Linked DNA regions of Homo sapiens: region 2 is linked to region 1. Evidence: chromatin loops called from intact Hi-C (ENCODE). Cell type or tissue: PC-9. All regions are shown on one strand. Links, peaks and the distances in the headings refer to the core of each region. The heading gives the core; the rest is flanking DNA. Region 1 overlaps CCDC63 (coiled-coil domain containing 63). Region 2 overlaps CUX2 (cut like homeobox 2).

What was found. Peaks named below come from ENCODE experiments on the same cell type or tissue, not always from the same donor. Only the 100,000 strongest peaks of a DNase experiment are listed, where the experiment ranks them.
Region 2: a loop joins it to region 1, with 14 times the contacts of the local background. A loop is called at or near these places in 28 of 110 quality-filtered maps.

Annotation. Positions count from the first base shown.
Region 1 is chr12:110,890,205-110,897,278 of GRCh38, forward strand. It overlaps CCDC63 (coiled-coil domain containing 63), which reads left to right. Exons shown (of 12, transcript NM_152591.3): 9 at 2,872-2,946. Among named protein-coding and RNA genes, the nearest start is that of MYL2, 27 kb to the right of the region's middle. In PC-9, for the core only: CTCF peaks have their summits at 4,345 (motif pointing right) and 4,545; DNase peaks (open chromatin) are centred at 4,317 and 5,267; H3K27ac peaks cover 215 bases; H3K27me3 peaks cover 11 bases.
Region 2 is chr12:111,295,636-111,302,709 of GRCh38, forward strand. It overlaps CUX2 (cut like homeobox 2), which reads left to right. Exons shown (of 22, transcript NM_015267.4): 8 at 838-904; 9 at 2,906-2,954. All of the region lies in intron 2 of LOC105369983 (a long non-coding RNA gene), which reads right to left. Among named protein-coding and RNA genes, the nearest start is that of MIR6760, 5.0 kb to the right of the region's middle. RefSeq lists an enhancer at 3,256-4,249. In PC-9, for the core only: CTCF peaks have their summits at 3,423 (motif pointing left) and 3,622; no DNase peak of the experiment used is centred there.

The DNA.
Region 1 (7,074 bases), core at 2,810-5,309:
GAAGTGGGAGGATTGCTTGAGCCTGGGAGGTCGAGGCTGTAGTGAGCCAAGATCGCACCACTGCACTCCATCTGGGCAAGAGAGCAAGACCCTGTCTCAAAAAAAAAAAAATTTAAAAATTAAAGGAGATGAGCCTTCCAATCTTTACAGGGGGAAAAAAAGCAAGATAGAGCTCTTACCAAAAACATGAAGCAATGCTATGTTAGGAGATGGGATTCTTCCTGATTTGGGTTTGTATTTGTTCTTTGTAGAATTTTCCAAATTGTGTAAATATATTATTATACACCTGTGGGAAAGTGTAGGCAATTCAGAAAAACATAAAGAAAAAGTAAAAGTCACCAAGATATCATGACCTGGAGATAATTAACATTTTATTGACACTGCTTTATGAAGGCAGTGTGTGGTTACACGTTTGCACACATAGACAGACACACACACACACGCCCATTTACAAGCCTGTTTGTAGTACTAGATCATACTAGACAGTTCATGCTATTCTGTAAACGTTTTGTTTCCCAACAACTTACCATAGATACCTCCCAACATCTTCTATTTTTTTCCTCCTTTTCTTTTTTTTTTTTTTTTTTTTTTGAGACAGGATCTTGCTCTATCGCCTGGCTGGAGTGCAGTGGCGGGATCTCGGCTCATTGCAACCTCCGCCTCCTGGGCTCAAGGGATTCTCCTACCTCAGCCTCCCGAGTATCTGGGGACTACAGGCATGTACCACTACATCTGGCTAATTTTTGTATTTTTTTGTAGAGATGGAATATCACAATATTGCCCAGGCAGGTCTCAAACTCCTGGGCTCAAGTGATCTGCCCACCTTGGCCTCCCAAAGCACTGGGATAACAGGCATGAGCCACCATGCCCAGCCTGCTGTGTTTTTTTAATGGCTTCTGGAGACCCTAGATGCTCTGTAGCATGGAATCACAAGATGCTTCTTAAAAATGCACATTCCAGGCTGGGTGTGGTGGCTCATGCCTGCAGTCCCAGCTACTCAGGAGGCTGAGATGGGAGGATCGCTTGAACCCGAGAGGCAGAGGTTGCAGTAAGCTGAGATCACACCACTGCACTCCAGCCTGGGCAACAGAGCAAGAGCTTGTCTCAAAACAAACAAACAAACAAACAAACAAACAAACCAAAAAACAAAAAAAATGCATTCCTGTCCAGGCACAGTGGCTCACACCTGTAATTCCAGCATGTTGGGAGGCTGAGGCAGGAAGATTACTTGAGCACTGGAGTTCAAGACCAGCCTGGGCAACATAGTGAGACTCCGTGTCTACAGAAAAATTTTTAAAAAATTAGTCAGGCATGTGCCTGTGGTCCCAACTGCTTGAGAGGCTGAGATGGGAGGATCGCAGTCAAGGCTTCAGTGAGCCGTGATTATGCCACAGCACTTCAGCCTGGGTGACAGAGAGAGACCCTTTCTCAAAAAAAAAAAAAAAAAAAAAGAAGAAGAAGAAAAGCACATTCCCCAGAACCCCTCCCATACCTACAGACATAGCTTCTCTGTGGATGGGCCAGGAATCTGCATTTTAGCCATATTTTAACCCAAGACCCTCTCCCCTGTTTTATGAATGTGCCATCATTAACTGACCCCCTATCAGTAGACATTTGATTGTCCCCAACTGGGGGCCACTATAAACAAGAATACAACAGACAGCCCTGAGGGTCCACCTTTGCCGACCTGTTCTGTTATTTCCATGGGACAGACTCCTAGGCATGAGATTGGTCGGTCGAAAGGTGTGAGCTTTTTTCTATCAGAGCACATGGTTTAAGCCCAGTGGTTCTCAAAGCTGGTCCCTGGGACAGCAGTGGCAGCATCACCTGGGAACTTGTTAGAAATGTACATTCTTAGGCCCCACCCAGACCAACAGAATCGGAAGCCCTGGGCATGGGTTCTGGCATTCTGCATTTTCACAAGCCTCCAGGTGACTCTGGAGAGTCTGAGAGTATGCTCAGGTTTGAGAACTCCCACTCCACAGCCACACTCTTCAATACCATAGCCACCAGCCACGTGTGGCTTTTTAAGTTACATTAACTGAAATTAAACAATATCTAAAAATTAGTTCATCAGAGGTTGGGCACAGTGGCTCTGTGCCACTGTGGGCCTGTAATCCCAGCACTTTGGGAGGCTGAGGCGGAAGGATTGCTTGAGTGTAGGAGTTCGAGACCAGCCCGGGCAACATAGTGAGACCCCCCATCTCTATAAAAATAAAAAAAGAAAAAAAAGAAAAATTAGTTCCTAGTGGCACCAGTCATATTTCAAGTGCTCAGCACCATGTGGCTAGTGACTACAGTATTAGGGTGGATAGGACATTACCATCAGAACAGAAAATTCTATTGACTGCATTGTTCTAGAATTTTCCAGAAGAGGCTGAGGCGGGCGGATCGCCTGAGGTCAGGAGTTTGAGACCAGCCTGACCAATATGGTGAAGCCCCCATCTCTAGTAAAAATACAAAAAGCTGGGCTTGGTGGTGCGTGCCTGTAGTCCCAGCTACTCAGGAGGCTGGGGCAGGAGAATCGCTTGAACCTGGGAGATCTAGGAGGTTGCAGTGAGCCAAGATTGTGCCATTGCACTCCAGCCTAGGCATCGCAGCGAGACTTCATCTCAAAAAAAAAAGATAAAGAAAGAAAGGATGACTCACCCCTCCCACCCCCTTTCATGCTCTCACCCTCCTTTTACTTAAGAAACATCAGAAGAAAAAAAAATAATAACCCCACGGGCCTAAGAGGGGCCCAGGTGTTTGGGGCTCTTTGAAACGGATCATTGAAATCCTCATCGACTCTTTGAGGCGCACACTTATTTTTGGGAGCAGTGGGGAGGGAAGAGCCCACTTTTCCTCATGGTCTTGTTCTCTCCCGAGCAGGACGAGATCATCCTCTTGCGATCCCAGCAGAAATTGTCCCACGATGACAACCACTCTGTCCTGAGACAGCTGGAGGTGAGAACAGGATCGGGAGGGAGGGATGCGGGAGCTTCTGTTGTCTGTCTCTGTGTCTGACGGGAGCTTCTGTCTGTCTGTCCGTCGGGCATCTGTCAGCTGCTTCTCAGGAGCAGTAAGAGGTCTGCCCCATGACTCAGGCTGGCCTGGATCACATCCAGACATGTCCTGACGTTTTGTCCCGGGCAGCCTCTGCTACAATGTCATTGTGGAATTCTGTCCCTTCTTCCATTCTAAAGCCCCCACCCCCCTTTTCAGGGAGTCCAGCCCGGGCTCTTGGGCCTGCAATTTCATCCCTGATGGGCTCCTTCCACATGGATCTCTGCCTCTTTCCCTCTTTCTTCCCCTTGTCCTGCCTGTGCCCTGTTCTCAATCAGTAATAGCAAATACACACACTTCTGGAGTAATTACCATGTACGAGGCGCCGGGCTAAGAGCTTGGCTTGCACTTTCATTGAATCCTGGTGGCAGGTGCTGTTGATCTCGTCGTTTTACAGATGCAGAGGCTAAGGTTCACGGAAGTTAAGTCACTTGACCAACATCAAGGAGCTGGGATATTGTATACGTTTTGAGCTTTATTCAGCTGCTAATAATAGGGACTCCAAATAATAGTGGCTTAAGCAAGATACAAGTTTATTTACTTTAAGAAATAAGTCTGCCACCCTGGTGAAACCCCATCTCTACTAATAATACAAAAATTAGCCAGGTGGTAGTGGCGCACACCTGTAATCCCAGCTACTTGGGAGTCTGAGGCAGGAGAATTGCTTAAGCCTGGGAGGTGGAGGTTGCAGTGAGCCGAGATCGTGTCACTGCACTGGGCAACACAGTGAGACCCTGTCTCAAAAAAAAAAAAAAAAAGGAAATAAGTCTGGAAATAGGCACTTCAGGGCTGGTATGGCACCTTTATGATGTCATCAGTGACCTGGGCTCCGTCTTTCTGTTTTGCCATCCTTAGTGGGTGACTTATATTCCAAGGGCACCTCATGGTTGCATCGTAGCTGCCATAGATCCAGCCGTTGCATATACATTCCAGATAGGAAGAAAGTGGGAGCTGCAACAACAACAACAAAAATCCTCACTAGCAGAGTCAGACAGCTTAAAAGTGCCTTCCCAGAAGTCTCAGCCAATGACTTCTGTATTTAAACTTCATTGGCCACCCCTATTGCAAGAGAGGTTTGGAAATGTAACTTTTAGTTGGTCACATTGCCACCCTAAATACAATCAGAGTTTTGTTACTGAGGTATAAGGAAAGAGTGGATAGCATATGTCTGACAAAGACCTGGCAACTGCCCTCCGGAGTCATTTCCCTTCCCTTCTTTGCGGCTGTTTTCTGCTTTTTTTGTCTGACGCGCACCTGGGAGACAGGGATGGCCGCCAGGGTGTTATTCTCCTCTAGGCCACTGGATGGCAGCAAAGCACATGCTGCCCATTGAGGTGCTCAGAGCGGCATCTCCCGGATATCTGGGTATGGGGAATAACAGGGTTCCAGGCAGGGTCCAGGTCCACGGAGACCCTCCCCAAGCTGGGCAGATGCCTGGGGCCCACGTCCTTCACTCGGGGCCACCCAGAATCCAGACTCTTGTTGAGGTTGAGACTGGCGCCCCTCTACATCTTGGCGTTTGGAACAGGCTGATCAGGCAAAGCCAAACATCTCCCTCGCCTCTGCCTGAAGCCCCACCGCTAGCTTTTTGTTACTTTGGCTTTAGCATGACTTTGAGGGGCTTCTTTTCAAATGCAGATACTCTAAGCAGGATAATTGTTTTTGTTTGTTTCTTTGTTTGTTTAGACGGAGTCTTACTCTGTTGCCCAGGCTGGAGTGCAGTGGCGCGATCTCCGCTCACTGCAACGTCCACCTCCCGGGTTCAAGCGATTCTCCTGCCTCCGCCCCCGAGTAGCTGGGATTACAGGTGCACACCACCATGCCGAGATAACTTTAATTTTTAATTTATTTTTTAATTTTAATTAATTAATTAATTAATTTTGAGACGGAGTCTCGCTCTGTCGCCCAGGCTGGAATGCAGTGGCACGATCTCGGTTCACTGCAACCTCCACCTCCCGGGTTCATGCGATTCTCCTGCCTCAGCCTCCCGAGTAGCTGGGATTACAGGCACGTGCCACCATACCCGGTTAATTTTTTGTATTGTTAGTAGAGACGGGGTTTTACCATGTTGGCAAGGCTAGTCTCCAACTCCTGACCTTAGGTGATCCGCCCGCCTTGGCCTCCCAAAGTGCTGGGATTATAGGCGTGAGTCACTGTGCCTGGCCAGAATCAGTCTTGATAGCAATAGACTCACAGATGTTTCCTACCCCCTGCTAAAGATCACTTCCACCTGCTCTATTCTTGAAACCCTTTATTTCATCATCTCCTTCCCTTTGGGAGAAGTGGTGGGACCACATCCATCATGGGAGGGTTTTGCATAGGAATTAAGCAACCAAGCTCTGGGAGCCTGGCTATGACTTGCAGAAAAGTCACTTCCTAGCTCTGTGACGTTGAGGTAGTGACTCAACCTCTCTGAGCCTCAGTTTCCACATCTGTAAAATGGGGATAATAATCATACCTACTTCTTAGGGCTGTGAAGGTTGAATAAAATCACACATGTATACATTTGGCACACTGTAATGCAGAGAGCTGTACATTGTAGCTATTATTATTGTTGTTGTTATCATGTGAGCCAGAAAAACTGGTAAGTCACCCTCACTTTGTTACTAAATAATTGCCAAAGTGAAGAGTTGAGCTCAAGGTCAAGCCTTTGGATGAGCTTGGTACAGGGAAGCTAAACCTGAATTCACTTTTCTTCTCTGGCCTCAACATTCCTCATCTGAAAACTAGGCCGATTATGAGGCTGAGTTCAGATGATGTGTGTAAAGTACCTGGAATATTTTAGGAGCTAGACATGTATTATAACCACCACATCAAGCTGAACATTGACTTTTAAAAAATGAATCCTGTGATTTTTTTAAAATTGTGATTTTCTTAAATGCACTTTTATTATAATTTATTTATTTTTTGAGACAGAGTCTTGCTCTGTCGCCCAGGCTGGAGTGCAGTGGTGGGATCACAGCTCACTGCAGCCTCAACCTCCCAGGCTCAAGTGACTCTCCCACCTTAGCCTCCTAGTGTGCTGGGATTATAGGCGTGAGCCACCATGCCTGGCCTAATGCATCTTTAGAAAGGGCCGCTCTTGTCATATGGGAAATTTGCAGCCCTGGGAACTAAACATTCTAGTAGCCGGGTGGAGGAAGCCACCTGATGTGCTGGTTGAGAGACTGAGCTCAATTCCTGGCTTCCTTCTCCTGGCTGTATGCCTCAGAGCCTCAGTTTTCTCACCTGTAAAATAGGGGTGTGAATAGGGCCGACCCCTTGAGATCATTATCCGGGATGGTGCGTGCAGAGTTCACCAGTGGGAATGGGGCTGGTTCACCCAGGGTCCAGTTCACCTTTGCAAGCTAAGATCTCTGAGGGAGAGGCAGGAATCAGGGAAGGAAATACCCTAGAACAGTGATCCTCAGTCCAGCTGCACGTCACAATCACCTGGGAGGCTTTAATGAGAACTCCCAGATGCCCAGGCTGCGCCCCAGGCCAATTAAGACTCTGAATCACTGAGGGTGGAGTTGGGCAGCAAATATTTTTAAAGTTCCCAGGTGATACCAGTGTGAAGCCAAGGCTGAGATCCAACAGGCTGGCAGAGCTTCTCAGACTTTACTGTGCACCAGGATCACCGGGAGGCTTGCTAAAACCAGGTGGCCTGGTCCACCCCCAGGGCCTTTGACTGAGTAAGACTGAGGTGGGGGCCAAGAATATGCATTTCTAACAAGTTCCCAGGTGAAGCTGATGCTGCTTGTCCTGGGACCACACTTTAAGAACCACTGGGCTAGGGCAATGTGTTTTAAACTGTGAATGGTAAAATCAGTTTATTGGATGGTAGCCAACATTTTAAAATAGTGAGATAGAACAGAACAGAAGAGAAAATATTAGAACACATAATAAAAATATTGATTCGAGGCTGGGTGCAATGGCTCACATCTGTTAATCCCAGAACTTTGGGAGGCTGAGGCAGGAGGATCATTTGAGCCCAGGAGTTTGAGACCAGCTTGGGCAACATGGTAAGAACTTGTCTCTAATTTTATT
Region 2 (7,074 bases), core at 2,057-4,556, 400 kb after region 1:
GGCCAGGCGTGGTGGCTCACATGTGTAATCCTGGCACTTTGGGAGGCTGAAGTGGGAGGGTCGCTTGAACCCCAGAGTTTGAGACCAGCCTGGGCAACATGGCAAGACCCTGTCTCTAATTAATTAATTAATTAATTAATTAATTTAATACAACCCCTGCAGGGGCCAAAACGCTACCAAGCCACCGACTTAGGGGAGGCGTTGGGGAGGGGTGAGGTCTGGGGCAAACTGGAGAAATGAGGCCTCATCTAAAGAGACAGCCACTGCTTAGTACCAGCCAGGCGCTACCATATGGTCCCCTGTGGCCAGGCCCTTCCATTTTCCCAGAGAAATTAGAAATCTGGAGTTGTATCAAAAACGCTCGTTCATTGTAACACATGAATCTGTTCATTGTGTGGATCTTCCCTGTCTTCCGGCCTGCCAGGTTGGAACCTCGGGGTGGTTGAACACCTCGGGATGGATGGCCCTGCCCAGGTCCTGAAATGACTTAAGGGTGTTGGGGGGCTTATACCCCAGGTCATGGGGCAGACAGCACCACGCCTCCACCCCCCAACCCCGGCCTGGGTCCCCTGAGCTACCTAGGCCCATGGAGAGACCTCATCTGCCCCGCACTGCCCACCCCAGCCACTGCACATCCCTCTCACCAGCCTGAGCCCCTTTAGGGGCAGGAAACTCACTCACCGTCACCAGTTCTGACTGAGAGAAAGATCTCCCTCACTACCCGAGCTCTCATTCTGCCTGCTGGGCTTCGCAGAAGGAGTGGGCTCCACCTCCCTGGGAGACCCAGCTCCTTCCCACTCGGAGGTGGGGCCTCACCCTGCCTCTGCTTTCTCCCAGCGCTAAAGGCTACGCAGGCAGAGCTGCTAGAGCTGCGGCGGAAGTACGACGAGGAGGCAGCATCCAAGTAAGTGAGCCCTGCTGAGGTGTACCTCCTCCCTTGGAGGCCTCCCAGACAGGCCTCCTCCTTCTGACCCTCCAGTACTTGCCTCCTCCCTCTGACCCTCCCAGACACACCTCCTCCCTCTGACCCTCCAGTACTTGCCTCCACCCTCTGGCCATCCCAGACACGCCTCCACCCTCTGGCCCTCCCAGAGAGGCCTCCTCCCTCTGACCCTCCAGTACTTGCCTCCACCCTCTGGCCATCCCAGACACGCCTCCACCCTCTGGCCCTCCCAGAGAGGCCTCCTCCCTCTGACCCTCCAGTACTTGCCTCCACCCTCTGGCCATCCCAGACACGCCTCCACCCTCTGGCCCTCCCAGAGAGGCCTCCTACCTCTGACCCTCCAGTACTTGCCTCCACCCTCTGGCCGTCCCAGAGAGGCCTCCTCCCTCTGACCCTCCAGTACTTGCTTCCACCCTCTGGCCCTCTCAGGCCTTCTCCCTCTGACCCTCCCAGACACGCCTCCTCCCTCTGACCCTTCCAGACAGGCCTCCTCTCTCTGACCCTCCAGTACTTGCCTCCTCCCTCTGACCCTCCCAGATATGCCTCCACCCTCTGGCCCTCCCAGACAGGCCTTCTCCCTCTGACCCTCCCAGACACGCCTCCTCTCTCTGACCCTCCCAAACACGCCTCCTCCCTCTGATCATCCCAGACACGCCTCCACCCTCTGGCCCTCCAGTACTTGCCTCCTCCTTCTGATCCTCCAGGACTTACATCCTCCCTCTGTCCCTCCAGACATGTCTCTTCCCTCTGACCTCTCAGACATGCCTCCTCTTTCTGACTCTTCTCCTTCCTCTGAGTCTCGGCTGGAGGCCCCCGTTTCATTAAGCACCTCTGCTCCTCACCCCCAAAGGCACACAGCTGTCATTTGCTGTGCCACTCACACACCACAGCCATAAATAATGTCCTGGGACCTGGGCTGAGTGAGGGGCTGCTTGGTGGGGGCCTCCCCCTTTGCTCTGGGCCCCTGGGACTGTCCCCGCTCCCCAGCTCCACACTCCAATCCTCAGGGGCTGAGAGGCATTCACCTAAATTACTCTGGACTCAAGCGTTTCTTTAGGCTTTAAGAAATCATTCATTCTGCAAACACTTATTGAGCACCTGCTGTTTATCCAGTGCTGTTCTGGGTCCTTGGAGGAAACATGAGAACATGACCCGGTCCTCAGTCAAGGAGAGGAGACAAAAACTGATGTGCAGTGATACATTTGTTCATTCACACATATTGAGCACTTACGGTATGCCCAGCACTGTTCTTGGCACATGGCAAATGCTACAAAGGGAAGAACTGGGGATGGGAAAAGAGAATGACAAGCAGGGGTAGGTCCTTTATCCAGGGTAGTCAGGGAGAACTCCCTGGAGGAGGTGGCTTTCAGAATGAGGAGAAGGCCATGTGAAGAAAGCAGGGAAGGGTGCTCCAGGCAGCAGGAACAGCTTGAGCCAAGGAAGGCCCTAAGCATGCATGAAGCATGTGTGTGGCCTTGGGTCACAAAGTGCTCCCCACGTGCCCCCCGCGTCTCCCACCCCCTGCTAACAGAGGGGATGCCTCTCCCAAGCCCCTCCATGCTGGCAGCCTGCAGGGGGCTGGGCAGCGCAGTAAACAAGTGACCACTGGGGACAGTGCAGGGCGGCCTCCCCGGAGAACACTGTGATCAGGGTTTTAAAGCCGGGGGCTGTTCTCTTGAGGATGGGCATTCCAGGCACTACCAGGACAAAGGCTTGGAGGTGGAGTTCAGAGAGTGGCCCCTGGGGGAGAGGGGAGGCCAGGCTGTCCTGAAGAGGTGCAGTGCTGACGCCCTACTCCCTTTTCCTCGAAGCCTAGGCTCTTTTCTCCCCAGCCCGATTTCTCTCCTGTAGCAAGGCCTTCAGCCCTCCCCTGGGCTCAGGCAGGGGCTGGGGGTGTCAGGAGGGGCGGGGGCCTGGAGCCCGCCGGAAGCCCTTCCTCAGGGCCTCATCTTTGTGTCTCAGGGCAGATGAAGTCGGCCTGATCATGACCAACCTGGAGAAAGCTAATCAGGTGAGGAGGCGCAGTTCCCACCCGTGGGTGCCAGAGGCTCCCTCTGCCTGGGGTGGGGGTCTCGGGCCAGATGAGGAGGAAGGGACTGAGCTTCATCAATATTTATTCAACTGTGGGTCTTGTGCATGCCAAGTGAGGGAGCCAGGAGGAGTCTGGGCCCCAGGCCCTGCCCTCCCCAAGCTCCCAGGGTGGGCCCAGGGTAGGGGGTTGGGGTAGGGAATGCAGACAGACACACTTGGAAATAGAGTGCTCCAAGCAGCAACAGGCAGGAAGGGGCCGCTGACCCAGACTGCGGGAGTCCAGGAAGACGTCCTAGAGGAAGGGATGTGGAGCTAAGACCCAAAGAATAAATGACAGCATATCTAGGCATGGATTCTAAGTGGGGCTCCCGCCTCCTGCCTTCCTCCGGCTCAGAGGTGCTGCCATCTGGTGGGCAGAGTCAGGCAGGACTTTAAAAGAAGGGCAGCCACAGCCAGGGGGCTCCAGCCCGGAGTCTTGAGTGCCCACCATGTCTGTCCCCCAGCTCCCTGCAATGCCACCAGCCAGAGACATGGCCAGGAGAGGCCAGCAGGGCCTTGAGCCCTCTGTCCCTTGGCTCATCTTCCTGCCTGTGGGGTGGGAGAAGATGCCCACCCGCCCTGAGGTCTGCGGGCCCGCACTGTGGCAGGGAGAGAGGTCATTTTCCCCAGGGGCAGTTAAAAGGGGCCTCTTGGAAGACATTTTGAAGCTGGGTTTCAGAGTCCTGATGCTGTCCCCTGAGGGAGGGCAGCCAGGTAGAAGGCTCAGCAGGAGCAGAGGCCCGAGGTGTGGCTCTTTGGGCGCAGGGTGGGGGCACTCCCTCCTACAGAGGAGACTTGGATAAAAGGGCTGATTCTATGTCCCTGGGAAGCCACCAGAAGGTGCAGGCCTGGGCTGGAAGTGCTGAGACTCTATGAGCCCCTACCCCTATAGAAGCAGTGTCCCCTAGGAGGGTCGGGAAGGCCAAAGTCAGGGCTAGGTTACCGTGGTGGTGGTAACCGCAGTGGCTTCCCTGAGCTTAGGTCCAGCATATTTTTCTGAAATGATCATTAAGTAAGCCCCATTTTGTATAGGCTACATAGCCTTTTTAGAATGATTTTTTGAATAGGTAATGCATTCATGTAGTTCAGAACTCAAGAAGCTACACAAGGGCCTGTCTAGGAAAGTCCAGCTCTCCTCCGAGTTCTCCTCCCCTGCAGCAGCCTCTCTCACCAGCCCCTGGGTTCTCCTTCCAGAGATGGTCAATCCATTCACAAGCCCACGAATATATCTTTTTGTGGGGGGCAAGGGGGACAGGGTCATACTCTGTCGCCCAGGCTGGAGTGCAGTGGCACAATCATGGCTCACTGTAGCCTTGACTTCCCCGGCTCAGGTGATCCTCCCACCTCAGCCTCCCAGGTAGCCAGTTAGCTGGGAACAGAGGCGTGTGCCACCACGCCGTGCTAATTTTTTGTATTTTTTTGTAGAGATGAGGTTTCACCATGTTGCCCAGAATATATCTATTTTAACCAGCGGCCTCTTTTTGTTGAGACAGGCAGGGTCTCACTTTGTCATCCAGTCTGGAGTGCATTGCAGCGATCACAGCTCACTGCAGCCTCAACCTCTGGGGCTCAAGCAATCCTCCTGCCTCAGTCCCCCAAGTAGCTGGGACTACAGGCACGCACCACCACATCCGGCTAATTTTCATATGTTTTGTAGAGATGCGGTTTTGCCATGTTGCCCAGGCTGATCTCAAACTCTTGAGCTCAAGCAGTCCACCCTCCTGGGCCTCCCAAAGCACTGGGATTAGAGGTGTGAGCCTCTGTGCCCAGCCACCCCTTTTAAAAACAAAATGATAATATACTATGCATACCATTGTGAACCTTACTTTTCCCCGTCTATATCTTTGAGCTCCTTCCGTATCAGTATAGAAAGCAGTTCCTCCTCTGTTTTACGGCTGTGTGGTGTTCCTCAGCAGGGTGCACCATCGTCTAACCCAGGGGAGGGCAAACTTTCTATAAAGAGTCAGAGAGTAAATATTTTCAGCTGTGCAATCCATACAGTCTCTGACACAGATTTTCAACTTTGCCATTATAGCATGAAAGCATAGACAATATGTAAGTGAATGAGCATGGCTGTATTCCAATAAAACTTTATAAGAACAGGCAAGACTGCACACAATAGCTCATGCCTCTAATCCCAACACTCTGGGAGGCCGAGGTGGGATGATCACTTGAGCCCAGGAGTTTGAGACCAGCCTGGGAAACATAGGGAGACCTCATCTCTACAAAATATTTAAAAACTATCCAGGCATGGTGGTGTACGCCTGTAGTCCCAGCTGCTCAGGAGGCTGAGGTGGGACGATCACCTGAGTCCAGGAAGATGGAGGCTGCAGTGAGCTATGATCACACTACTGCATTCCAGCCTGGACAACAGAGTGAGACCCTATCTCAAAAAAAAAAAAAAAAAAATCCAGCTTATAGTACTTGGAATAGGAAGCACGTCTAATAATGTTTTCCTGAGTCCAAAACTAAAACCCACACATTATGGAGACGTATAGAGAAGAAAATAAATGTCAGTGTATTAGGTTTTTAATCTCTGTATTTATTAATACTATTTTAATGAGGATGCTGGGGTACAGCAGATCCATATTATTACTTACAGGATAATAACCACACCAGTTTGCCCCAATTCTTACTCCTGGGGTGAGAAAATGAGAACCAGCTGTCATCCCACATGTACTTAAGTTTGTACTCTAGGCGAGGACCGCCCCAATTCTGAATCTAGGTGGTTATGTAGGAGAGGGACCTTCTGAGAGAGGAAGGGAAAGAATCTACCTCCCAAGTGTCATGTGGACAGAGACAAGGACGCTGGCTGTTAGCCTCTGGAATGTAGACACATCTCTGGAGGGGGAGGTAAGACTAGTAGCTTTTTTTTTTTCTTTTCCAAGAGACAGGGTCCAGCTCTGTCACCCAGACTGGAGTGCTGTGGCAAGATCCTAGCTTACTGCAGCCTCAAACTCCTGGGCTCAAGGGATCCTCCCAAGTAGCAAGGACTACAGGCTCACACCACCACAGCCGTAATTTTTTCTTGCTGTTGTCAAGATGGTATCTTGCTATGTTGCCCAAGCTGGTCTCAAACTCGTGGTCTCAAGCAATCCTCTCACAGTCCTGGAATTATAGGCATGAGCCACCATGCCCAGCCCCAGCTAATTGCTTTAAAACCCAGCTTTACTGTTCAGGGGCTGTCTCCATGATGTGGGTCTCACCCACCCTTGATGTCTAAACACATAAACCTCCAGGGAAGGAAACCTCTGGGGTTCTCAGTAGCTAATCAGCCATGAGTTGAATTTTCAAGGCTTGTCCTTTAGTCCAGATCTCAGCTTTCAATCAGATATGCTCAGGGTTCCCTAACTGTACAGAAACATAAAAATATTTCCTTTACAGTCCCACATACCAGGAAACTCTTCCCAAAACAAAATTGACTTGAACCATTTCTGGAACAAGGCAAGATACGTATAAATAAATAATAAATTCAAATGTGAACATGAATGTGTATGGGTCTCAATATGCATACATTGGGCATAGCATCCTGATTGTCCAGGTCATTATGTAGTTAAACATAATCACTATGACCTGCATTACCAGCCAAAGGCAAAAATACAGCCACAGCTCTTTTAATTCTCTAAGTAATGGCTCAAGTAATATACCCTCATGATGTTAACAAAGTTAACCAATTATTGATGCATTTATATGTGCCAGGCACCAAGCAAAGATATCTACCAAATTGCATTTGGCCAAACCACTTCATTTGCAGAACAACCCTATGAGATAGTTGCCTTTATAATCCCCATTTTATTAATAGGGAAACCGAGGCTGGGGAGATGAAGCCTCTTGCCTAAGATCGCATAACCGGAAAGTTGCAAAGTCAGAATGTGAGCCCAGATTTCTCTCCAAAGCCACAAGATTAAATGTATTAACATTTGAATGCTTCCTTCCAGGTAGAAATTTTTTAAGAATTAAGATCTACCAGCTGGGTGTGGTGGCTCATGCCTGTAATCCCAGCACTTTTGGGAGGCTGAGGTGGGTGGATTGCTTAAGCCCAGGAGTTAGAGACCAGCCTG